Regions from separate parts of the Homo sapiens genome. Here regions 2, 3, 4 and 5 are each linked to region 1. A link is a contact called in ENCODE Hi-C or POLR2A ChIA-PET data. All regions are on one chromosome and are shown on one strand. The core of a region is the stretch at or near the end of the contact, and the rest is flanking DNA. Distances in the headings are between cores, read along the strand shown.

Evidence for each region. Hi-C counts contacts between places; a loop is a spot of excess contacts on that map. ChIA-PET counts read pairs that join two places held with the same protein, here RNA polymerase II (POLR2A). Pooled maps may share reads with other maps.
Region 2: a loop to region 1 is called in a map of naive thymus-derived CD4-positive, alpha-beta T cell, with 9 times the contacts of the local background. The contact joins the promoter of GID4 here to the promoter of PRPSAP2 in region 1. A Hi-C loop is called at or near these places in 1 of 168 maps with a recorded cell type or tissue (naive thymus-derived CD4-positive, alpha-beta T cell), 1 of 37 single-sample maps with no recorded cell type and 9 of 50 pooled maps. POLR2A ChIA-PET finds 5 or more read pairs at or near these places in 2 of 52 experiments (BJ and GM10248).
Region 3: a pooled map shows a loop between it and region 1 (6-fold over the local background). The contact joins the promoter of DRG2 here to the promoter of PRPSAP2 in region 1. A Hi-C loop is called at or near these places in 6 of 50 pooled maps. POLR2A ChIA-PET finds 5 or more read pairs at or near these places in 5 of 52 experiments (BJ, K562, MCF 10A and 2 more).
Region 4: a loop to region 1 is called in a pooled map, with 12 times the contacts of the local background. The contact joins the promoter of LLGL1 here to the promoter of PRPSAP2 in region 1. A Hi-C loop is called at or near these places in 7 of 50 pooled maps. POLR2A ChIA-PET finds 5 or more read pairs at or near these places in 2 of 52 experiments (HEK293 and T-cell).
Region 5: a map of naive thymus-derived CD4-positive, alpha-beta T cell shows a loop between it and region 1 (7-fold over the local background). The contact joins the promoter of SMCR8 here to the promoter of PRPSAP2 in region 1. A Hi-C loop is called at or near these places in 1 of 168 maps with a recorded cell type or tissue (naive thymus-derived CD4-positive, alpha-beta T cell), 2 of 37 single-sample maps with no recorded cell type and 11 of 50 pooled maps. POLR2A ChIA-PET finds 5 or more read pairs at or near these places in 1 of 52 experiments (PC-9).

Annotation. Positions count from the first base shown.
Region 1 is chr17:18,855,422-18,860,017 of GRCh38, reverse strand. PRPSAP2 (phosphoribosyl pyrophosphate synthetase associated protein 2) reads right to left here and starts at 1,887. Exons shown (of 12, transcript NM_002767.4): 1 at 1,757-1,887. RefSeq lists a silencer at 1,430-1,789 and enhancers at 1,536-2,108, 3,888-3,947, 3,968-4,017, 3,536-4,036.
Region 2 is chr17:18,036,784-18,041,379 of GRCh38, reverse strand. It overlaps GID4 (GID complex subunit 4 homolog), which reads right to left and starts at 1,972. Exons shown (of 6, transcript NM_024052.5): 1 at 1,478-1,972. The coding sequence starts at 1,915. ATPAF2 (ATP synthase mitochondrial F1 complex assembly factor 2) reads left to right here and starts at 2,212. Exons shown (of 8, transcript NM_145691.4): 1 at 2,212-2,499. The coding sequence starts at 2,367. RefSeq lists enhancers at 964-1,023, 2,174-2,283, 2,424-2,473, 2,484-2,553 and silencers at 1,374-1,963, 1,974-2,063.
Region 3 is chr17:18,085,655-18,090,250 of GRCh38, reverse strand. DRG2 (developmentally regulated GTP binding protein 2) reads right to left here and starts at 2,303. Exons shown (of 13, transcript NM_001388.5): 1 at 2,164-2,303. The coding sequence starts at 2,227. RefSeq lists enhancers at 1,419-1,918, 1,876-1,925, 1,976-2,295, 1,919-2,420, 2,486-2,645.
Region 4 is chr17:18,224,385-18,228,980 of GRCh38, reverse strand. LLGL1 (LLGL scribble cell polarity complex component 1) reads right to left here and starts at 3,346. Exons shown (of 23, transcript NM_004140.4): 1 at 3,218-3,346. The coding sequence starts at 3,298. RefSeq lists silencers at 2,885-3,054, 3,205-3,684.
Region 5 is chr17:18,312,137-18,316,732 of GRCh38, reverse strand. It overlaps SMCR8 (SMCR8-C9orf72 complex subunit), which reads right to left and starts at 1,440. Exons shown (of 2, transcript NM_144775.3): 1 at 1-1,440. The coding sequence starts at 943. It overlaps TOP3A (DNA topoisomerase III alpha), which reads left to right and starts at 1,739. Exons shown (of 19, transcript NM_004618.5): 1 at 1,739-2,134. The coding sequence starts at 1,955. It also overlaps the pseudogene RPL7AP65 and the pseudogene RPL21P121. RefSeq lists enhancers at 1,380-1,429, 1,119-1,642, 1,770-2,119, 2,130-2,219, 2,167-2,690 and a silencer at 1,570-1,619.

The DNA of each region.
Region 1 (4,596 bases), core at 638-3,137:
AATCCCAGCACTTTGGGAGGCCAAGGCAGGCAGATCACAAGGTCAGGAGTTTGAGACCAACCTGACAAACGTGGTGACACCCTGTCTCTACTAAAAATACAAAAAATTAGCCGGGCGTGGTGGCGCATGCCTGTAATCCCAGCTACTCAGGAGGCTGAGGCAGGAGAATCGCTTGAACCCGGGAGGCAGAGGTTGCAGTGAGCTGAGATCGCGCCACTGCTCTCCAGCCCGGGAGACAGAGCAAGACTCTGCAAAAAAAATAAAAATAAAAAAACTTATTATGTATGTTTATTAGTGATGTGCCTCACTCCAAGGAAATCTGTTTTTAATATCAATATTGATGAGAATTTGAAGGGCAAATTCTAAACCGAATTACTCTTCCACTCCTGTATGATCCCAGGCTCTGCTTATCTCTCCAACACAATGTTAACTCATGCCTAACATCTGAGTGTTCACAATGCTTATGACAACCCAGTGAAGCAAGCACTAGAATGAGACCCATTTTAGACAGGGAAGCTAGGTTTCCAGATGAAGAAACTTACTCAAGGCTGCAAAGCCTCTAAGCAGCAAAAATAGCTCGGTCTCAGCATGATTTGTAGTAGTTAGTCCTATGCAACAGTGGGCTGCACAGCCTGTCTCTCAACCCACACAGAAAACGACTTGGCACCCCGCTGAATTCTGCATACAGAGAGCAAAATAGGACAAATACCCAGATTTTGAAAAATGTCTATTGTAAACATGCCTTGTTTGGAAAACAATTTATATAATAGTGCCAAAGAAAGAAAACAGAAGTTTGATTCGGTATTTCCACTTCGGGTAATTATCCCAAGGAAATAAGGAAAAAGCTATATGCTCAGTGATGGTGGTCAACATAAGACTTTTCAAAGAACAAGTACACCAGACCTGTGTAAAGGTTCCATAATAAAGTAATTAAGTAAAACACAGAATAGAAATTCAATAAATATTCAACACGACGCAAAAGTATCTATGAATGACTTTAAGTGGAACGAGCTCAAATCACAACTGAGTAATAATGGTACACACGAGGGCAGCAGGAAAGGAATATGGACAAAAAGGATATGCTTTAGTGGGGTTCAATAATGTGGGTGAATTATTTCTATTTGTGCAATTAAATTTTTTAAACACTAGAGATCACACCTCAAGCCCCAAAGCCCCATTCCGCATTTTCATACTCCTTTCAAAAGCTAAACACCCAAACGGAGCCAACATTAACATAAGAGAAAAATTATTATCATCAAGCAGAATACTTAAAAATTTCATCACGGTTCCCCCTCAATCTCTGCTGGGGTGAGTTCTGAGTTGGATAAAATCATCCTTTAGGAGGTGAGAGATATATTCGTAACTAGCAAAGCCAGGTAAATTAAAATCAGGGGCTCCGTGTCAGCTTAGGGACGGAGAATGGCTGGGTCTGGGCTTGCTTTCAGGGCTGCTCACCACAGGTCCCATCATCAGGGTTCGACTCCCCAGCGGCGCCTCAGGGAGAGGAGAGAGCCCAGGCACCGGACGCCCGTCCCCCGCCCCCGCCGACCCCTGGCGGGAGAGGAAGAAGGGAGGGAAAAATGGAAGGGCCGCGGGCGCGAGATCGCCCCAGTGAGCCCCCAAGCAGCCACCACCCAGGGACCCCGACCCGTCCGCCTGCCGGCGCCGCGGGCTCCCCGCCCCTTGCACCTGCGCCCCGCAATGCCGGAGCCAGCCAGCCCTCGCTGCCGCTCGCCACTGGCTCCCGCCCGCCTACCTGGCCCCGACCCCAGCCCCGGCCCCGCCGCAGCCTCAGCTGCAGAAGGAAGAAAGCGCCGGGTCTCCTGGCGGCCTCTCTAGGAGCAAAATGGCGACTCCATGCACAAGATTGGCGTCCGCGGTGACTGCGAGGCCGGTGGGCGGGGAGGGGCGAGGGCGGGACTAGAGCCCGGACAGCGGAGGCACCTAGCTGGGGGCTGTGGGCGTGGCCCACCAGTGGGTAAGGCGCGGGGCAGTGGGTGTAGCCACAGGGGTGGAGTCGGGCTGGCACGATGGGCGGGGCGGTGGGCGGGGATGCGCCTGTTTTGGTCCCTGGGGAGCTGCTAGCCCCACACCAACTGTGACAGCCCAGGCAGGTTACAAGGAATGAATGTGGACAGAGTATGACATTTGGAATTACAAATACCTGGGTTCAAGCCTCCACTGGCCTGTAACCTTGGACAAGTCATTTCAACCCTCTGAGCTTGTTTCCTCATCTGAAAAACAAAGATAGCAGCACCCATTCCATAAGACTGTTGTGAGGATTAAATGAGACAATACGGCCAGACGCGGTGGTTCACGCCTGTAATTCCAGCACTTTGCGAGGCTGAGGCGGGCGGATCACGAGGTCAGGAGTTCGAGACCAGCCTGACCAACATGGTGAAACCCCCATCTCTACTAAAAATACAAAAAAAAAAAATTAGCCAGGCGTGGTGGTGCGCGCCTGTAATCCCAGCTACTCAGGAGGCTGAGGCAGGAGAATCGCTTGAACCCGGGAGGCAGAGGTTGCAGTGAGCCGAGATCGCGCCACTGCTCTCCAGCCTGGGTGACAGAGCAAGAGTCCATCTCAAAAACAAAACAAAACAAAACAAAACTGTGCTAAAAGCACAGTTCTGGGTGTATAATAAATGATCAGTTTTTTGTTCGTTTGTTAGTTTTTTGTTTTGAGACGGAGTTTCGCTCTGTTGTCCAGGCTAGAGTGCATCGGCGCGATCTCAGCTCACTGCAAACTTCGTCTCCCGGGTTCAAGCGATTCTCCTGTCTCAGCCTCCCGAGTAGCTGGGATTACAGGTGTGCGCCACCACGCCCGACTAATTTTTTGTATTTTTAGTAGAGACAGGGTTTCACCATGTTGGCCAGGCTGTTCTCAAACTCCTGACCTCAAGTGATCCGCCCGCCTCCGCCTCCTAAAGTCCTGGGGTTACAGGCGTGAGCCATCGCGCCCAGCCATTATCAGTTATTATCGTTATTTGCCTTGTCGCCTTTTTTTCTTTTATTATAAAGGAATTAGTACTTTTGGTATCCATTGCCTAAGTTCTTTATAACTTAGGTAATGTTTACTCTTTATTGTATGTATAACATAATAATAGCAAACACATGGTCCTCTTTTAAGTGCTTTACATATATTAACGGTAACTTATTTAATCCTCACAAGAGCATAAGGTAGGTGTTGTTATCCTCTCCATTTTAATAGTTGTGGGAACTGAGACGACGACGTTAAATAACTTTTCCAATGACAAAGCAGTGGACAGAATTTCGACCCAGGAGGCTTTGCACCAGTCTTCACTTACCTAATCCCTATACCACATCTTCTCTCCAATTCTGCTTTGGATTTTTCACAATAATGAGGCATGAAATATTCATCAGAGGTTGCAGAGCTAGCTAGAGTCTTTATGGTTCAACGTCTTATTTTAGAAACGAAGAATACAAGCATCTCAACTAACGAATTGTAAATTAGGTGAGACTTCGTGAAATGGAGTCGTTTGAAACATTTCCTTTGCCTGACAACTTTACAGGGACATACCTCTTTGTAAAGAGCAAGACCCATGAGCCCAGTGATTATCTGCATACCAAAATTGATTCCTCTTCAGCGGTACCTCGGCTGGGCTCACGTCCCTTCTGCGCTGGCATCTAACTCCGGTCACAACCCCCACCTCTCTGCTGTGGCTGGCGTAGATTCCACGCGTCACATGTTGGCATGTGACTGGATCTGGCCAGTCAGAGAAGTTCATCCCTCTCCGCTCGCTGATTCGCTCCAAAGATAGGCTACTGAGCCAATCGGAGCCCACGAAACACCGTCTCCATCCCTGCGCCGGGACTGGAGAGGCTTACTCTCTCCTGCTGATGCTGCAGCTGCTGGGATGCCAGGAGGGGAACCGCCTGAGGAAAGTGCTGAGAGAAAAGAGAGGGAGGGATACAGACCGGGCCCAGATGAGTTTGCGCTGAATCTGAAGTCGGTAGGTCCCTGGACATTTCTATTATGGAAGCCAAGAAGAACCTCCCCTCCACCCTCTGAAGCCAGTGTGGATCGGGTTTCTGGCACTTGCAGTGTCTGCACGGTCTCCTCTCCTTCCTTCTCCATTGCCCTTTCTCACCCGCCTGGGCCCGCCACCCTGAACTACCGGGACACATGCTGTTCCTGCCTCCAGGCGTGCACTTCTTCCTGCAGCCTCCTCCCCTACTAACTCCTTCTTGAACTTGATAGCTCCATTGTCACTTTCGAGTCTTCCCTAAACCACTCCCTTCCCAAATAAAACTGTTTCATGTATTTTTCTTTCATTGGGCTTATCACGATTTCTAATTAAGTGTTTGGGTGGTTATTTGACAAATATCACCACCTCAGCCCCTGTACACTGTAAGCCCCATGAGGGTGGGCTCTTCGTCCCTCCTGCTGATCACTGTTTCCCAGGGCCTGGCACAAGTATGGTACTCAAGAAATGTCTGGAAAATTGAGTGCCTTATCCTTTCTGGAAAGAAAATGGGCAGTAGCGCAGCATTATATAGTGTTTGCACCATACAAGAATAATATTACTGGAAAAAAAAAAACTTTTCTAAGAGACAGAGTCTTGCTCTGTTGCC
Region 2 (4,596 bases), core at 723-3,222, 820 kb after region 1:
TAAAAGAGTGATGAGTGCTCCGCAGTTAGCAGAAAGAAAAGGCACCCTCATTGTCTTTTGGATGGGAGACCTACTCTTCAGAAGTGAAACTAAGATTTGTTTTAAATGACCAAAAGGAGAGCTTGAGGAATAAATATACTGTACATTCCACCCTCACACCCCGGGGGGTGGGGCGGGGGGGAGGCAGTGGGGCAGCACACAGTGCCTTTCAGAGGGACAGGTGTTTGGAGGGGCTTCTGGGAACAGCCTGGCAGATGAGGTGTCAGACTAAGGAAAAAAAGGGCAAAGGGAAGGGGAAAGGGGTCCTTAGTCAGGCAGGGGTAGGTATAGAGGAGGAAGAGTTTTGTGGGGAGGGGAGATAAAAGAGTATTCACCACTGCCACTCCATTTCAGCTGGCAAAAAGTGTCAAGCCTGAGAGGAGTGAGGTGTGGGAAAGGCCCAGACAAGTGAAGCTGTACTTCCGAAGCTGATCAGGGACTGGCAGCAGGTATTCAGGAATCCAGGTCAAATGGGGGGAGGCGACTGGACATGAACTAAAATTGGGTGAGTTAGATTTCCCAGTACATGGGTACCAGAGACTAAGAGGAAGCCCTGTGCCTGTGTAGAGAAAAGTTAAGAACAGGAAAGAGGGTCCCCTGGAACCAGGATCGAGCAAGACGAAGGTATGGGGTGGGGAAGTCTGGATAGAGGCCAGGAAGACTGGGAAAAGACTGCAAATGGTCCCAGAGCAGGGGCAGGAGGCCTGGGGGTGGAGAAGCTGGAAGGAGCTGGGTGCCTGGACCATGAAGAGACAGAAGCAGTGAGTGGAACAGGGGACCCAGGAGGCAACATCCCAACAGACTGTGAGCAGCACTCAGGGAGTGAGTGCCTGGTCTTGAGGTGAGGCCAGGGCCTGACCAATCAGTTGCGGGTTAGGTGCTCCCCCGTCTGGGGGTCTGATGAAGCCCTCCTAAGGAGATCTCAGGAGGAGGAAGACCCCAAGGTCTGCGGATTCCTGGAACTGAGGAAGGGGCAGGAGGACATGTCTCAGGTCTGAGAGAATCTGACGTGGGCCCAGACATGGGGAGGGTCCCAAGTCTGGTGAAACCAATGGAGAGTTCTTCAGGGTCTGAAAAGGGCTGGTGGCAGTCCCTGATCTAGGGACGACAGGTCATGGGGAGGAAGGACCCAGGCCTTCTCCGAGTCATGAGGGGCTTCCGGATCCCAGACGGGCCGGTCACGGGCTTCAAGTCTGGGAGTGTTCGGGGTCCGCCAGGAGCCGGTCACGACGGGCTCTGGGTCCGAAGGGGCAGGTCAGGGCTGGGGCTCGGAGAGTGTGAGACACAGGCTGGGAAGGTCCCGGGTGGGAAGCGCCGGGTGCAGGAGGCCCCGGCGGCGAGGGCCTGTTCCGCGGCTGCGGGGTCGAGGAGCCGAAGCGGGCACGGCCCGTGAGCGCCGCGAGGAGGCCCTCGGGCCCCGGCCCGGCCCGGCGCTCACCTGCAGCACCACCTCTACGTCGTACGAGTTCCCCTTGCTCTTCTGGTGGCCGCGGAACTTGGAGCCGCTGTAGAGCAGGCTGGTGGCCACGCCGGGCTGCTGGGTGTTGATGGGCGGCGGCGGGATGAGTGAGGCCGCGGAGGCAGCGGAGGCACCGGCCGGCGGGGGACACTCGGTGCGGACCGGCATCGCGGGGTCCCCCGGAGCCAGGGCTGGGGGGAGTGGGAGAGGAACCGCCGCCGCCGCGCGGGAGCCGAGGAGGGTGGCGGGGAGGGAGAGGCCGGGGCGCGCACGCGCGGGGTGGGGGCGGGAGGGGCGACCACCCGCCCGCTGCCTGCGGAGCAAGCGCTCCGGCCGCCACCGGGACCCAGGGACCTGCGAGCAGGGCCTCCCAGTCCTGAGCTGGGTCCCCCTCCCGACTTGCCCTCGCGCACACATACACACACACAGACACTCACAGACACACAACACACAAACACACACAGACACACACACACCCCGCCCCTTCCGATTGGCTCAGGCGAGCCTGGGGGGCGGGAGCAGGCTCAGGCGGCGCTTCCGCCCATTGGCGGGAGGAGAAAACACGTGGCGCGGTGCGCGAGCGGCCCGCTGGGACTTGTAGTCTCCTCGCCGAGGCGCGGCGTGGAGGGGGCGGGGCGAGGTGCGTTTGTGATGCTGATTGACTGGGGGTGTGCGCAGGAGGCGCGCGGCGGCGACGGCGCGCCGTAGGTGTCATGCGGAAGATGGCGGCGTCCAAGGGAGGTTGAGGGCTCTGAGGAGGCGTTGAGAGGTTTCCGTACAGCCCGACCGTGCGGCTTTGGGGATCCCATCGCTCTGTGTTTCCTGCTCCAGGTTTCGCGTCTCGCATCTTCCCAGACCCTCGGGCGCGATGTGGAGGAGCTGCCTCCGGCTGCGGGACGGGGGACGCCGTCTCCTGAATCGGCCGGCGGGTGGCCCCAGCGCTTCTATGAGTCCGGGGCCAACCATCCCGTCTCCAGCCCGGGCTTACGCCCCGCCGACAGGTAAGACCATGACATGTTCTTTTGGGTTGGGGCCGAGCTGGGGTAAGGTGGGCTTCGGGCTTCGGCTGTGCAAAGCGAAGTAACTGAGGCAGGGTTCAGGCTCATGAGGTTATGCAGGCCAGTCAGGTCTTTTTACAGATGAGAAAGTGAAGCCCAGACAAGGGCAGACGACCCGAGAGGGAACAGCGAGTCACGCACGATACAGTAATTGATATTTGGCCTGTGCAGGTTTTCTCAAAGCTTATGGCTGCCCTCCCTTTAATAAGGAAAGCAGGTGTCATCTTTGTTTTCAAAAGGGGAAGTTTGGGCTCTGAATCAGGACTTCGTCTGGGTTACAGGCAGACTCTCTCAGAGGTTTGTGGTGTCTGTCTGACTGTTTTCCGTGTCTCCACTGCCCAACACAAGACCTGCCCAGAAGGGACCTAGAACCTGGGCCTTCATTCCTCCATCCCGGGCACTTCTGCTGCAGGTTTCCTGACTTTCCCTCCTACCACAACCTCTGCCATCTGCAGCCTTCTCTCCTAAATAGAAATTGACACCTCCACCTCTGACTGTGGAGTCACCTCCACCTCCAACTCTGATGAAGCTTAGAAGTAGTGGCTCTTTCATTGCTGATGGTGAGTGGTGTCAGGGTAAGAGTGAGAATGACTCATTTCAGTGAATGAAGAGCAGTAACACCCTCCCACCATTCAATTAGTTTTATTGTGCTGGAGGCAGGAGGCACGGTTGTCTTTAAGACCCACCTGTATGTATTGGTAGAGAAGCTCAATTAAAGAAGAAAAAGGCCCACCTGAATGATGTTCACTGTTCATTGCAAAAGGTTATAATATTCTGATTAAATTGTGGTTTATAATATCCTGATAAGGGACATACAAAGAAACTGTGAGAACACAGAGAATCGCTTACTCCCATCTTGGGGATGTTCAGGGTTTAGAATGGGTCTTGGGTGAAAGGGCGTTTGTTTAAGCTGAGCCATGATAGATGAGTAGGAGTTCAGCAAAAAGGTGGGAGAGTGTTGGGTATCTAGAACGTGTCCAGGGTGACAGCAAGGTATGAGGGACTTTTCCCTGACACTGCCTGTTTTAGAAAATCCAGAACTTCACAGGCAGTTTGGCATTGTGGCAGGAGTGCAAATCTAGGATCTGATGCTGGCTGAACCTCTGAGGTCTGTGTGATCTTGGGCATGCAACTACTTCCTCATTTTTCTCCATGCGTTGAAGTACTAGGTTGCCTTTGAGGATCTTTCTGGCTGTCAAGTTCTTTTTTTTTCTTCTTCTTCTGTTTTTTTGTGTTTTTTTGAGACGGAGTCTCCTCTGTCACAGAGGCTGGAGTGCAGTGGCACCATCTCGGCTCACTGCAACCTCCGCCTCCCAGATTCAAGCGATTTTGTGGTCTCAGCCTCCCAAGTAGGTGGGACTACAGGCGTCTGCCACCATGCCCTGCTAATTTTTGTATTTTTAGTAGAGATGGGGTTTATATTGACTAGGCTGGTCTCGAACTCCTGACTTTGTGACCCGCCCACCTCGGCCTCCCAAAGTGCTGGGATTACAGGCGTGAGCCACCGCGCCCAGCCAAGTTCTATAACTTTATAGAAATGGGGAAGGGGGCTGGATGCAGCAGGGAGCTGAAGTTTCACCTGCAGGACTCAGGGGAAGGGCCTGGAAATGGGCCATGAAGGGCCAGTAAAGAAGAGAAAGGAAGGGCATCCCAGGGAGGCATAGCAAAGGGGACACATTCAGGAGTTCACCAAGTTGGCAAAAAGCAAAGGGTTAATTAATTTATTTATTTACGTATTTATTTATTTATTTTGAGATGGAGTTTTACACTTGTCACCCAGGCTGGCATGCAATGGTGTGATCTTGGCTCACTGCAACCTCTACCTCCCAGATTCAAGCAATTCTCCTGCCTCAGCCTCCCAAGTAGCTGGGATTACAGGTGTCCGCCACCACACGTGGCTAATTTTGTATTTTTAGTAGAGATGGGGTTTCACCATGTTGGCCACACTGGTCATGAACTCCTGACCTCAGGTGATCCTCCCGCCTCAGCCTCCCAAATGCTGGGATTACAGGCGTGAGCCACCATGCCTGACCACAAAGG
Region 3 (4,596 bases), core at 1,054-3,553, 770 kb after region 1:
TCCAGCACTCCAGCCTGGGCAACAGAGCAAGACTGTCTCAAAAAAAAAAAAAAAAAAAAAAAAGGATTCAGTGTCAGTCAGGTACACATGGCCCTTCCTGTCATCCCAGCTCCTAAAATTCTGAGCATCTCTGAAGGGAGGGACTAGGTCTTAATCACCTTTATATCTCCTTTGTCTACTACTGCCAAAGTGGCAGCATCTCTAGCCTCCCTGTGACTTTCCTTGGGTCTTATGGGTAATATGGAATATTACAGCAGCCAGAGGGAACTTTCAAGACAGAAGTCAGAATAGCCCCTCCCCTGCTTAACACCCTGCACCAGCTCCCACTGCCTTAGAACACAACCCAGAGTCTTTCCCATGACCTATGGCTCTGCATGATCAACCCCCTCCTGTCCCATCACTGCACCCCAGCCCCAGTCCTGTTGACCTGTAAACAGCCAAGTTTGTTCCTGCCTCAGGGCCTTTGCACTAGCTGCTCTTTCTGCCAGGAACCCTCTTCCCCCAGATGTTTGCGTGACCGGTTCCTTCTTTTCAATCAGGTCTTAGTTCAAATGCCCCATCCTCATGGTGGTCTTCTCTATCACTCCACCTAAGCAGACCCAATCCCCAGTCCCTCCCCACCCCCAATATTCTGCTGTATCACCCTGGTTTGTCTTCATAGCACATATTGCTGGCTGACATTATCTTATTTATTTGATTTCTAGTTTTCAGACCGTCAACTAGAAGATCAGATCCAAGGGCTGGGATATGCCTGCTGTGTTCACTGCTTTAACCACAGTGCCTAGCACATAGTAAAGGCTCAGGAAAGATCGGCCAGGCACGGTGGCTCATGCCTGTAATCCCAGCACTTTGGGAGGCCGAGGCGGGTGGATCACCTGAGGTCAGGAGTTTGAGACCAGCCTGGACGACATGGCAAAACCCCCTCTCTACTAAAAAAATACAAAAATTAGCCGGGTGTGGTGGCACGTGCCTGTAATCCCAGCTATTTGGAGGCTGAGGCAGGAGAATCGCTTGAACCTGGGAGGCAGAGGTTGCAGTGAGCCCAGATGGCACCACTGCACTCTAGCCTGGGTGACAGAACAAGACTGTCTCAAACAAACAAACAAAAAAGATTTACAGAAGGAATGAGTCATAGAGGGCCCTCAACTCCTTGGCCTTCAAACCTAAATGGAACCAAGGGAGGGCAGACACTGGGACCAGCTATCTAGTGTTGCTTGCTTCCTGCTCCCACAAGCCTGAATGGCTAGCCACTAGCCTGGCCAATTGCATCTCCCATTACTCTTCCATAACCCCCTTCTGATCTAGATTGTTCTCACTGTCCCATGAACATACCATGCTCACTCCCATGTCTTTGTCTCAGCAGTGGCCCCCACCTGGGATACCCTTCCAACAACCAGCTCAAGTCCCACTTTGTCCTGGTGTCATCGTTCTCTCCTCACCTCTCTTCTGTGAGCTCCTCCAGCCCTTACATTCTAAAGTCCAGATTTGAGGCTTCATTATGTATTATCTATGTTGGGGTGTTTACTTTAAATACTGAGTGCTCACCATGTGCCCAGTGCTTTGTAAAGGCCATCTAATTTAACTCAGCTGTGTACTAAGATGGAGCAGGGGAGTATTACCCCATTTACAGATGAGGACACTGAGACTCCAAGAAATGAAGTGACTTTCCAATGTTTTACAGAAGGTACGTGGTGGACCTGGGGCTCAAACCCAGGCCTTCCAGACTCCAGAGTCCTGATTCCCTTGCTCCAATGGGCTCTCAGCTGCTGGGTGAGGCTGTTCCTGAGAGGTCTCCTCTTGCACTTCCCAAAACAACAGAGTAGACCCAGGCCCCAGGCCCAGCCATCAGGAGACTGAGGTTTGAACCCCAGCTCCGCCTCTCTCTGGGTCAGATGCTTGCTCTGTGAGCTGGGACTACTCTACTCGGGCACACGGTCTGGGACTGACCAGATCTCTTGGGGTACGTTTGCAGTCAGACCTGGGCGTGAGACCCGCTCCCGCCTGGCCCTGCCTTGGGCGCGCAGGGCGGCCTCGGCACTTGTCTGGCAACTTCTCCGCGGCCTCGGATCTTGCCCCAGCATTACTGCTGGAGTTGTTCCCCCATTTTACAGACAGGAAAACTGAGGCAGGCAGAAAGGAAGGCCCCGCCCGGCCGGCCCTCACCCTTGTTCTTCTGTGTCCGAGCGATCTCCTTCTCGATCTCCGAGATCTTCTCTAAGATCCCCATGGTAGCAGCAGAGGTGGGCGCACAGACAGCGGTGGCGGCGGCACCGGCAATTCCGGTCTGACGGCGGCGACAGAGTAGCGTGCGCCCGGAAGCCAAAGAGAACAGCGTTCTCGTGGGCGCCTGGTGCTCCAGGATTCAGAGTCCGGGCGAGCCAAGTGCCAGACACTATCGGTTCCGCCCGCTGGGCCGGCCAGGCTGCGGACCTCTGGAAAGAGCCGGGGCGGGGCCGGGCCATGCTGTACTGGCCCACGGCTGCGGCTGGCAGGAGCAAGCAAGGAAGAGAGGGAATCTGCCCGTGTTGAACTCTGAACTGCGGGTCCCTGAGCGCAGCTGACTGGCAGTGTAAGGAAAAGGGGCTGAGCCGAAAGCCTAGTGGCTTTCATTTTATACTATAAATGGAGGTGTCCAATCTTTTGGCTTCTCTGGGCCACATTGGAAGAATTGTCTTGGGCCACACGTAAAATACACCAACACTAACGATAGCTGATGAGCTTAAAAAAAAATCGCCAAAAAAACCCTCAATGTTTTGGCCGGGCGCGGTGGCTCACGCCTGTAATCCCAGCACTTTGGAAGGCCGAGACGGGCGGATCACCTGAGGTTGGGAGTTCGAGACCAGCCTGACCAACATGGAGAAACCCATGTCTACTAAAAATACAAAATTAGCCGGGCGTGGTGGCGCGCGCCTATAATCCCAGCTACTGGGAAGGCTGAGGCAGGAGAATTGCTTGAACCCGGGAGGCGGAGGTTGCGGTGAGTGGAGATTGCGCGCCATTGCACTCCAGCCTGGGCAACAAGAGCGAAACTCCATCTCAAAAAACAAACAAACAAAAAACCTCAGTTTTTTTTTCTTTGTTTTAGTTTTGTTTTTTTGAGACGGAGTCTCACTTTGTCATCCAGGCTGTAGTTCAGTGGTGTGATCTTGGCTCACCGCAACCTCCGACTCCTGGGTTCAAGTGATTCTCCTGCCTCAGCCTCCCAAGTAGTTGGGATTACAGGCGCGTGCCACCACACTCGGCTAATTTTTGTATTTTTAGTAGAGACGAGGTTTCACCATGTTGGCCAGGCTGGTCACGAACTCCTGACCTCAAGTGATCTGCCTGCCTCAGCCTCACAAAGTGCTGGGATTACAGGCGTGAGCCGCTGTGCCCTGCCTAAATTTCATAATGTTTTAAGAAAGTTTACGAATTTGTGTTTGGCCACATTCAAAGTGGTCCTGGGCCACATGTGGCTGCAGACCTCAGGTGGGACAAGCTTGAAGAGGTTCAAAATGGATCCCCAAGATGCTGCCACTGCACTCCAGCATGGGCAACAGAGCGAGAACCTGTCTCAAGAAAAAAAAAGTGGATCCCCATACCACCTTTTTTTTTTTTTTTTTTTTTTTGAGACAGGGTCTCACTTGATCACCCAGGCTGGTGTGCAGTGGCGTGATCACAGCTCACTGCAGCCTCGACCTCCCAGGCTCAGGTGATCCTCCCTCCTCAGTCTGGGAGAAAATCAGCCACCGCGCCTGGCTGATTTTTGTATTATGTTGTAGAGATGGAGTTTCACCATTGTTGCCCAGTCTGGTCTTGAACTTCTGAGCTCAAGGAATCTGCCAGCCTTGGCCTCCCAGAGTTCTGAGATTACAGGCATGAGCCACTGCACCTGCCCCCCATACCACCTTAACGCAGTACTCCAACTCAGGATCACCTACCATCAGATGCCTCCTGATACGAAGCAGTGTAAAGTAGACAGCATCTCGTGACATTTTTTCTTAGACAGGCTCTCCCTCTATTGCCTAGGCTAGAGTGCAGTGGCGTGACTACAGCTCACTGCAACCTCAACCTTCCAGGCTCAAGTGATCCTCCCACCTCAGCCTCCTGAGTAATTGTGACTATAGGCCCGAACCATCATGCCTGGCTAATTAAAAAAAATTTTTTTTTGTAGAGATGGGGTTTCACTATGTTGCCCAGGCTGCTCCTGAACTCCTGGTCTCAAGCAGTCCTCCCACCTCGGCCTCCCAAGGTGCTAGGATTACAGGCATGAGCCACCTCATCTGGCTGACAGCATCTCTTATGTAGAATTCTTGCCAAAAATACTGTAACTGAGTTTAGGCATGAGGAAACATCAGATAAATGTAGAAAGTGGAACATTTTATAAGGCAATTGGCCTTGGTTCATCAAAATTGTCAATGACAGTGGCCAGGGGGTAAGTAGGGAGATTGTTCTAAATGAAAAAATGTTACGTGTGTGGAACTTGTCCAGATTCTGGTTGAAATTTTTATTTTATTTAAATTTATATATTTTTTTCTTTTTTTTTTTTTTTGAGACGGAGTCTCTCTCTGTTGCCCAGGCTGGAGTGCAGTGGCGCGATCTTGGCTCACTGCAAGC
Region 4 (4,596 bases), core at 2,097-4,596, 630 kb after region 1:
TTCCCAGCCTGTAACGCGAACCTCCCTCCCTGCCTGCCTCTGCCCATCCAGGTGGGGACTGAGCCCTCTGGGCAGCTGGTTTGGTCACGGCCTAGCTGTCTGGCCTTGGGCAAGTCACAGTACTCTCCAAGACTCAGTACTCTCCAAGCTTCAGTCTCTCATCTGGGCCCTTGGGACAGTAAGCCCACCTAAGGACAGAGTTGGCGATTTGGCTGGGGCTTCTCTCTCCCACCAATAATACCACGCCCTTGCTGCACCTGACCTTGTCTAGCCAGTCCCTCGCTACAACCAGGGTCCAGAGACGGGACACTGCATCGCAAATCCCCACAGCCTTCCCATTTTACAAACGAGGAAAGGAGGTTACATGCACTGTCCAGCATCTGCTTCCCTCATACCCCACGTCCAGTCCATTTCTGAGCCCCATCAACTCAGTTTCAAAACACACAGAAGTCACCTCCCTCCCTGCTCCAGGCCCCACCGTCACGTGCCTGGATTGGTACTCACTACAGTCTGTTCCCACAGAGGCCAGAGGGATCCTATGAAAGCCACAGCCAGATCCTTGTCCCTCCCCTGCTCAGGATCCTCCTGGGGCTCCCAGCTAAGGGAGGCTTGTGCCTCAGGGCCTTTGCACCTACTGCCCCTCTGCCTGGAACGCACTTCCTCCAGCACTTCCTGTCGCTCAGGAGTAATCTCCTCAGAGAAGCCTCCCAAGGCCACCCTGGCTGCAGCAGCCGCCCTGGCCACACCTCTCACCCCCTCGCCCTACTTTATTTGATCCACAGCACTGGCTACCATCCCAACTACAGTCTATTTTACTTTTTTGTTTTGGCTTTTCACTGTCTCCTGCACAACTATATCAGCCACCTGAGTTAACAGGTATTTGTCCTTTTTGGTAACTACTGTTGTCCCCAGCACCTTGGAGACCTCACACACAGTGGGGCTCAGTATTAACAGAGAAGGCACATTCCACAGGCGATGTGTGGGCTGGACTGGGATTTGAACCCAAGACTCAGAGTCCAAAGTCCCTGCTCACTCCTGACCTGTCTCCCACCCCCTAAGCTCAGGAATCAGGGGCCTATTCCCTAGCGATCACCTATTACCCACTTAGGTGACTAAGTCCCTTCCCCAAGACCACCCCACTTTCCACCACTGCTGCCCACGCTTCATCCTCAGCGGAGGGCCCTTACTTTCCGCCACCCCAAGGCTAGCCAGAGTGGGCTGAGCTTCACCCCCATCTGTCTCCAGCCCCCACTGCACACCCCAATTCACTGGCTGAAGAAATGACATTTAGGCCAGGCATGGCAGCTCATGTCTGTAATCCTAGCACTTTGGGAAGCCAACATGGATGGATAGATAGCTTGAACCCAGGAGTTCGAGACCAGCCTGGGCAACATGGTGAAACCCCATCTCTACAAAAAATACAAAAACTAGCCGGGCATGGTGACACGAGCCTGTAGTCCCAGCTTCAGGAGGCTGAGATGGGAGGATCACCTGAGCCAGGGAGTTGTGAGGCTGCAGTGGACTGTGATTGTGCCACTGCACTCCAGCCTGGGTGAGAGTGAGACCCCATTTCAAAAAAAAAAAAGTGACATTTAGCCCTGTGCCTGTTGCTGCCTTTCCCTGAAGGGCCATTCTCCTCTCACCTCACCCTCACAGCCTCCCCGGCACAGAAAATAGGTGCCATCTGGGGACCACGGAGCACCAGCTTCCCTTCTGGGCCCCTCTCAGGTTCCTAGCAGGTTCTCAGCCACCGTGTGAGGGTCCTGGCAGCTCTCATCGGCAATCACTGCAGACCTAGGCAGGGAAACCCTGAGACATCCCAGTGCCTCCACTACTCCAGGTCCAGCCGTCCCAGAGCCTCCTCCAAGACAAGTGTCTCCTCAAGGCAGCCCAGGGCGCCTGGCACAACACTGGCCCAGGACCACAGCAGCCCCTTGGAAAAATCCCTGCCCCTCAAGGCTAAAATCCAACCCCACTGACACAAGAACTCAAGAAAGATATTGGTGCAGCTCACTCTGACTCCGGGCAAGCCGTCACCCCTCTCAGAACCTCAATTTTCTCACCTGTATTTTGAAGATAACTCTAATTTCGAAGAGCACTGAGAGGCTCTGCCATCAGTGGGCTCTGGGGTAAGAATGAGGACAAAACCAACGTCCCCAGAGCAGTGAGCCAGGAGTGGGCTGAGGCCCTGCTCTAACATCAGTGCAGAGGGAGGCGGGGGCTGAGGCGGCCCCTTTCCCTGGCCCCTAGTGTCCCACTCCGGGAAAGGAAGGAAAAGCCTCCACCTCACTCCACCTTGGTGCAGAAAGGCAGGACAGCTGGCCCATGTGGCAGAGGGAGCCAGGGCCCACAGTATGGAGAAAAGTAGCCTCATTTCACAGCTAGGGAAACTGAGGCCCCACGATGCGAAGTGCAGTGTAGTACACAGCCAGGCATGTCCCCTGGACTCGGAGCCCCGGGCAGGGCAGAGCAGGGCAAGGCAGAGCCTGGAGCAGTGGGGGAAGGAAGGAGAGGCTCCTTGAAGGGATTTCCCAGCCGCACCCCCCACAGCTGCCTCGCCCCCACTAACTCTCTCACCCTCCTGGGTGCCAAAGCACAAAACAAACCGGGCCCCAGGGCTGTCCCAAGGGCCGAGCAGGGACGCAATGGAGCCCCTAAGAAAAAGGATAAAGAGACAGAAGTGAGCGACAGAGGTCGAGAGACTCCACAGAGACAGAGAGAGAGACACGCAGGGAGAGACAGGCAAAGAAGACTCAGAGACGCACAGGCAGCAAGAGAAATGAGAGGCAGAGAGATAAAGGGAGACAGGCAGAGATAGGAAGGGGCAGAGGCAGAGACACCCCCACCACACACACAGGCACAACTGGGGCGAGACAGCCGGTCAGCGGCGGAGAAAGAGGGACAGAGACCCAGAGACAGGCAAAGAGTCTCAGAGACAGACCCCCACACACACAGACTGGCAGAGCCAGGGCCAGAGCGGCCCGCAGAGACTCGGGGAGCAGACACGGAAAGTCGGCCGGAGACCCAGACCCACCCAGAGTCCGAGCCAGAGCGGGGCCCGCCGAGGGGGTGCGCGGCCCGGCCCGGCCCCGCCCCGCGCCGCGCTGCATGCCAGCCCCCGCCCCCCGGGCCCGACGTGGCTCCGACCCCGGGCCCCCAGCCCAGGCCCCCGTCCCGCCCCCTCCCGCCCGAGCCCGGGCCCGGGCCGCCGCCGCACCTTGTTGAAGGCGAAAAGCTCCTGCTTGAGCTTCTCGCGCTGCGGGTCGGCGCCCTGCCGCCGGAACCGAAACTTCATCATCTTGCGCCCGGCTGCAGGCGCCTCGCCCGCCGCCGCCGCCCGCAGGATGCGCCGCGCGGCCCCGCGGGTCCTAAGGCGCGGGCGGGGCGCCAGGCGGCCCGGGCGCGGGCGCGCGGGGCCGGGCCTGCACGGGGGTGGGCGCCGGGCGCGACGGACGCGCCGCCCGACCAGTGAGCGAGCCCGCCGTGCCGCCCGCCCCGCCCCTGTTGGCCAGACAATGGTGAACTGGGCCCCCGGGCTCGGCCGGGCTCGCGAAGGGACGCCCGCCTAGCATGCGCCGCGGCGCGGGGCCTGCCGGGACTTGTAGTCCATGAGCCGGGGCTCCAGCGCGGGCGGCTGGGGAAGCGCTTTGGAGGGGGATTGGCGCACGTTCCCGGGCTTGGAGGAGACTTTTTCCTCCTCCCAGAGAGCGAGCGACGTGCCCACTCATGTAATGGGGCAGCCCTGTTCCGAAAGCCAAGACAGCTCTGACTGGAACAACTCCCTGGCCCCTCTGCGCCTCAGTTTCCCCATCTACACCATTGGTCAAGTGATTGCCAAGTTTATATTTTACCAATTTCACAGAACTCCATTTCGTCTGTTCCCCGCTCTGTCAGAGCACCTCCCACCGCCGTGCTTTTGCCTTGGCTTTGTAGTCAGGAATTCTTTCCTCACCCCCAGCCCCTGGGGAACTCCTACACATCTTTCAGGACCCAACGCAAAAGGCTCTGTGTCACAGCACAGGGGATTCTTTCTTAGCCAAAGAAAGAGACGGGATCCCCAGGAGGTGGCATTTGGGACTGTTCTGGGGTTGGATTGGAGCTTTACGGAGATGGGGGAAGGACCTCCCCCCGCAGAGAACAGCGTCTGAACAAAGCTTAGCCCTGCCCCTACTCTCAGGGGCCGTCTGCCTGTCCCCACCCACCTCCCAGGCCTTTTCTCATCTGGACAATGGCCTCGAGGCTGAACCTTTCCTTCCAGGCTGAGGATAGGCCGCCTGGCTCAGGGCTGGGGCTGCGGGAGGTCCTAGAAGCTTAGGTGGGGCAGGTAGGACAGGCCCCAACCCCACCAGCTGTGTCCAGGGAGCAGGAGCTGACCTCTGAGCCCGAGGCGGCTGCCAAGCCTTGGGGCCTGGCTGTCCCCCTCCACCCACGCCAGGCCGGCGGTGTTCAGCCCTTCCCCGTATTTGGGGCTGGATCCGGAAGAGGGCCCAGGAGTGAGTGAGGAGGTGAGAGGAGGGAGAATGACGACAGTAAAGCCCCTAAGTGTCTACTGCGGGGCAGGCGCTGTTCAAAGCCCTTTCCTGGTTTCAGCTGACT
Region 5 (4,596 bases), core at 191-2,690, 540 kb after region 1:
AACACTTGGTGGACTTTGCTTTGATAAGTTTTGGGGTGTAGGCTGGTCTGCAGGTGTAAAGGTCTGTGTCGGCAGACTCATCAGGGTTAGAGGTAGTGGATGCCTGGCTGGCCTGATCCTGGATGTGCTCCATCTCACCAGGACACAAATCATGCCCCTTCAACTTCCGATGAGGGTATGAGCGGATCTGCTTCAGCAGGTCTTGATGTTCAATGATGGACTTCTCCACACTGGCCAGTTCATTGGCTTTCTCAATTGCCTGAGATGAGTAAAAGCCTTTGTCGTTGGCTTTCTTCTGGATCTCCGTTTCTGTGTGTAGCACTGTCCTGGTGTAATCCAAGTCTTTCAGCTTTTTTTCAAGTTCCCCAGCAAATGCCTTCCTGTTGCCAGTCTTCAAGCACTCAGAAGCTCTGGAAAATTCGGCTGAAAGCTCCTGGAACTGCTGCATGATTTTATGCTGGTCTGCAGAGATATAAGCCATGCAAAACGGCCTCACGAAGCCACGGGCCTCCAGGTCGTATAGGGTAAGGTGGTGCACGTATGCAAAGGCGCCCTCCTTAGAATCTCCCAGCACCACCTTGGAGTCCTCCACGAAGTTCAGCTTGGGGTAGGCAGATCCAGGAGGATGGCCCACGAAGGAAGCCTGGTAATCCACAGACATGATACGCAGGGAGAAGTAATTGAGATCAAAAGTGCCAAAAACTTTGGTGTCATTGGGGATGGTCAGTAAGGGTTGGGGTCCCACCTGCTCAGAGAACTCGGAAATAAGAATGAAGTCCCTCGAAAACTTGGCCCCGGACAGTTTTGACCAGGGGTTAGCACCCTGACTGGCGAAGGGGAAGAGCGGCACCGAGTACTCCTCAGGCAGGGCCGGCTCATTGTAAGGCTCTTCTTCATACTCTTCCTCTTTGGTGAAGGCCACTACGTCAGGGGCGCTGATCATATTTCCAGATATATGAAGAAAACATTGAGAGGAAGTGGGAAAGAATGCGGTGTTAATCGACGCGCAGAAGGCAGGCCTCCGGAGAAGGAAGTGAAGCCCTTACGGCCTTCTTTGCGACTCCCCGAACCCGGGGTCCTAGGCTGCTTCTCACACACCCGAGGAGAAGAACTCTAGCAGCCCCCTCACAGTTGTAGCTCCTCCGGAGCTCTCTGAGGCCTCATGAACGCCAAGGCCGCAGGCCCAACTGCCCTTCTCTTCTTCGTCCGGCGAGCGCGGCCAGCACAAGAAACCTGCTGCGAAATCACCTGCACTCTCCGGAACCCACTGCGACAGCAAAAGCCCCCGCTCTGAACAAGGCTTAACGCGAGGCTACGGGACGCCGCAGGGGTCAGCCAAGCGCTGCTGCCCCTCACTGCCCGAGGGCAGAAACCGTCGCGGCTCCTAGGACGCCACAACCCGGATCCTGCTACCGCGGCGCCGCCATCTTGACATCACATGACTCCTGGTGTCCGCGCCGCGTGACCCGGAAGCGTCCTCGTAGACTTCCGAGCAGGAGATTAAAAAGTCATGAGAAAGAGGCCTTGGATGGGAGTGTCTGGCGGCTCCCCGCAAGAAGGAGTCCGATTAACCAACCACTGCCGGGAAGGAGGGGAAAGAGGGGCGGAGTGAGACGGGGGCGGCGGGAAGGTGGCAGAGGGGAACGTGCTTGGACGAGGGGCGCGGGACAGTCTGGGAGTTGTAGTTCCAGGTCGCTGTGGGGCGCGCGCCTGGCGGAAGTAGCTGGAGAAGGCGGGCGGAAGTTCCACGCCAAGATACTGGATTCGGTGCTGAGGCGGCGGCTGCGGCACGGGAAAGGCTCAGTGACTGAAGCTCCAAAGGCCAGCAGGCTGGTGGGGACGTGACCGAAGCGAGGCTCTGGTTCCCTTTCGGTGGGCGCCATTTGAGCCTCATCTCTGGCTTCCCCAGGATGCGCCGGCAGCCGGGGAGCGGCTCCGGGCGCGAGGTCTGAGGATGATCTTTCCTGTCGCCCGCTACGCGCTCCGGTGGCTGCGACGGCCCGAAGACCGTGCCTTTTCCCGCGCCGCCATGGAGATGGCCCTCCGAGGCGTGCGGAAAGTCCTCTGTGTGGCCGAAAAAAACGACGCGGCCAAGGGGATCGCCGACCTGCTGTCAAACGGTCGCATGAGGCGGGTAAGAAAGCGCGTTCCGATCAGCTGCGTGCCTTAAGGGAGGCCCACCGAGCGGGACAGCGTGGTGGGCGCCAAGAATCGAGATGAAGGCGATTATCTCCCATTTCTCAGGCCTCACTGCCCCTCGTCTGGATTATTGCAGTGGCCTCCTGTCTGCTCTCGGACTGGAGTGCATTTTAAAACGTAGTTGATACATCTCACTCATTTGCGTGGAAACCTTTTGTTTTGCTTGCGCTTAGCAGGTTCCCAAACTTGTCTGATTCTCGGAATCGCCTCGGGCGCTGGCTGCCCTTCGGGTCTTGTGTGAGGCTGGGGAAGTGTGTATTTTACTGTTTTTCCCTAGAGATTCAGAAATTCATTTGGGAACTACTGACCAGATTCCCTTAACTTGGCATTCAAGCCCTGCCCGATCGTTCCCCAGCCAACCTAGCCCTCCCCATCCTGTGCCACAGCCACTGCATTCTACAGCCCTTGTGACTTTCCAGCCTCACAGTGCACACTTACAGCAACACGGTAAGGTTTGGGGATTAGATTTGAAGTCAGCCCTGTTCCTACCCGAATGAACTGATTCTGAGAGAGGTAAGTGGTAAGAATGTGTTCTACACACACGGGAGGCACAAACGCAAGGGAGGATAAGAAAAAGTTTCATAAAGGAGGTGCCACGGGAGACATAAAGAGCTGTCCAGGAAAATATCTCAGATAACAAAAGTAGATCCTGAAATGGTTTTCTGGAGAACTTTTCTAAGAGCATGGGTGGAAGTTCCCTGCTCATTTTTCTTTAGTTCCCAGGGTCCTAAGACCTGTTTCCAGATCAAGGATAGTGGGAGTGGAGCCAGGGTTGTGTGAATGCTGGCTGACAGCTTTACCTGTTTCCAGTGCTAGAAGTCCTGGTGACCAGCCCCAAGGTTTGTCTACTTCTAGACAATGAAGTAGACATTGAAAAATGGTTCTCCTACGCCTAACTTCTTATCCTTCAAGGCTCTGCTGAATTCATTCTCTCTCTCTCCCTTTTTTTTTTTTTTTTTTAAGCAATCCAGAGGTCTTGTATTTATCTATTTTTACCCTATCATACCATGAATCCATAGGGAATAGGTTCCAGCGGCTCAGGCTCTTTTCCATTGGTTCTCACAAAGTGTACTTCCCTCAATGGAACAGGCTGGCACTTCAGGTGAACCCTTTCTCTTTGACTTGCTTCTTTTTTGATCATTTTCCTTCACACATTTCAGGAAAGATCTTGGTTCTTAGAGTGCTTAATATGCTCAATAGAAACATTAATTCTTTGGGCAAGAATCTAGCCCTTGTTCGCAGCAGTGCCAACAGCATGCTGGGTAACATAGACTTTTCCAGTTCTGCCATGTAACATTTGTGGGTCATTCCCTTTTGAACAGTATGCATTCTCACGAAGTCCTCAATATCACCTTCATTGTAGATTCTGGTGTCTGTGGCCAGAGAAACTCCATATTTTTGTTTTGTTTTGTTTGTTTGTTTTGAGATGGAGCTTTGCTCTTGTTGCCCAGCCTGGAGTGCAATGGTGTGATCTCAGCTCACTGCAACCTCCGCCTCCCGGGTTCAAGCGATTCTCCTGCCTCAGCCTCCCTAGTAGCTGGGATTACAGGTGCCTGTCACCATGCCCAGCTAATTTTTTGTATTTTTAGTAGTTTCACTGTGTTGGCCAGGATGGTCTTGAACTCCTGACTTCAGGTGAGCCACCCGCCTTAGCCTCCCAAAGTGTTAGGGTTACAGGCGTGAGCCACCGTGCCCAGCTCGAACTCCATGTTTTCTATAAGGCCAGGAGAACATACATCAGATGCCTCGTCCTCTTTTCCTTTGTGTTCGTCATTTTGGCAAATTACTCCAAGATGGCAGTTCCAGCCAAAAGGAAAGACTTTTCTTGGAAAGAGAATTTTTATTTTTATGTACAGAAAACACAACAGTGTGTACTTAACCCAGTTTAGTGGCAAATTCTTTAGCCTTTGCCTTTTCTAGGTTGGTAATGCAAGCTACAGATTTTGGACCCAGGGCATTGCCTCCCCAGTGACAGCAGATCTCATATGTCGTTGTAATTTGTCCCACCAGCTTAGCCAGAGCTCCTTTGTCTACCAGAAAGTTAACCTTTGTGAAGGTGACAGTGGTGCAGGTCTTCCTGTGGAATTTGACACCACAGTCTTGACGGTGCAGTAGAGAATCCCCATCTTAGGACACAGCACAGGCAGGAAGACAACCAGCTCAATGGGATCCACCACCAGCTGACCCTTCATGCTCTCTACCAAGTTGGTGACGGTGTCAACCCCTGCTCGAAGTGTAGGTGGTCTCTTAGTAGCGACATCCCCTTTGCTGGAAGCTTTCTTCTCAGCCTGGGCCAACGGTTTCGATCTCATCCCTTGCTCTGTCTCTTGTCTGTACTGTGGGCCAGCTTAAGCAATTGAGTAGCTTAAGTTTGGTAGTCTGAGGCCTGGGTGAACT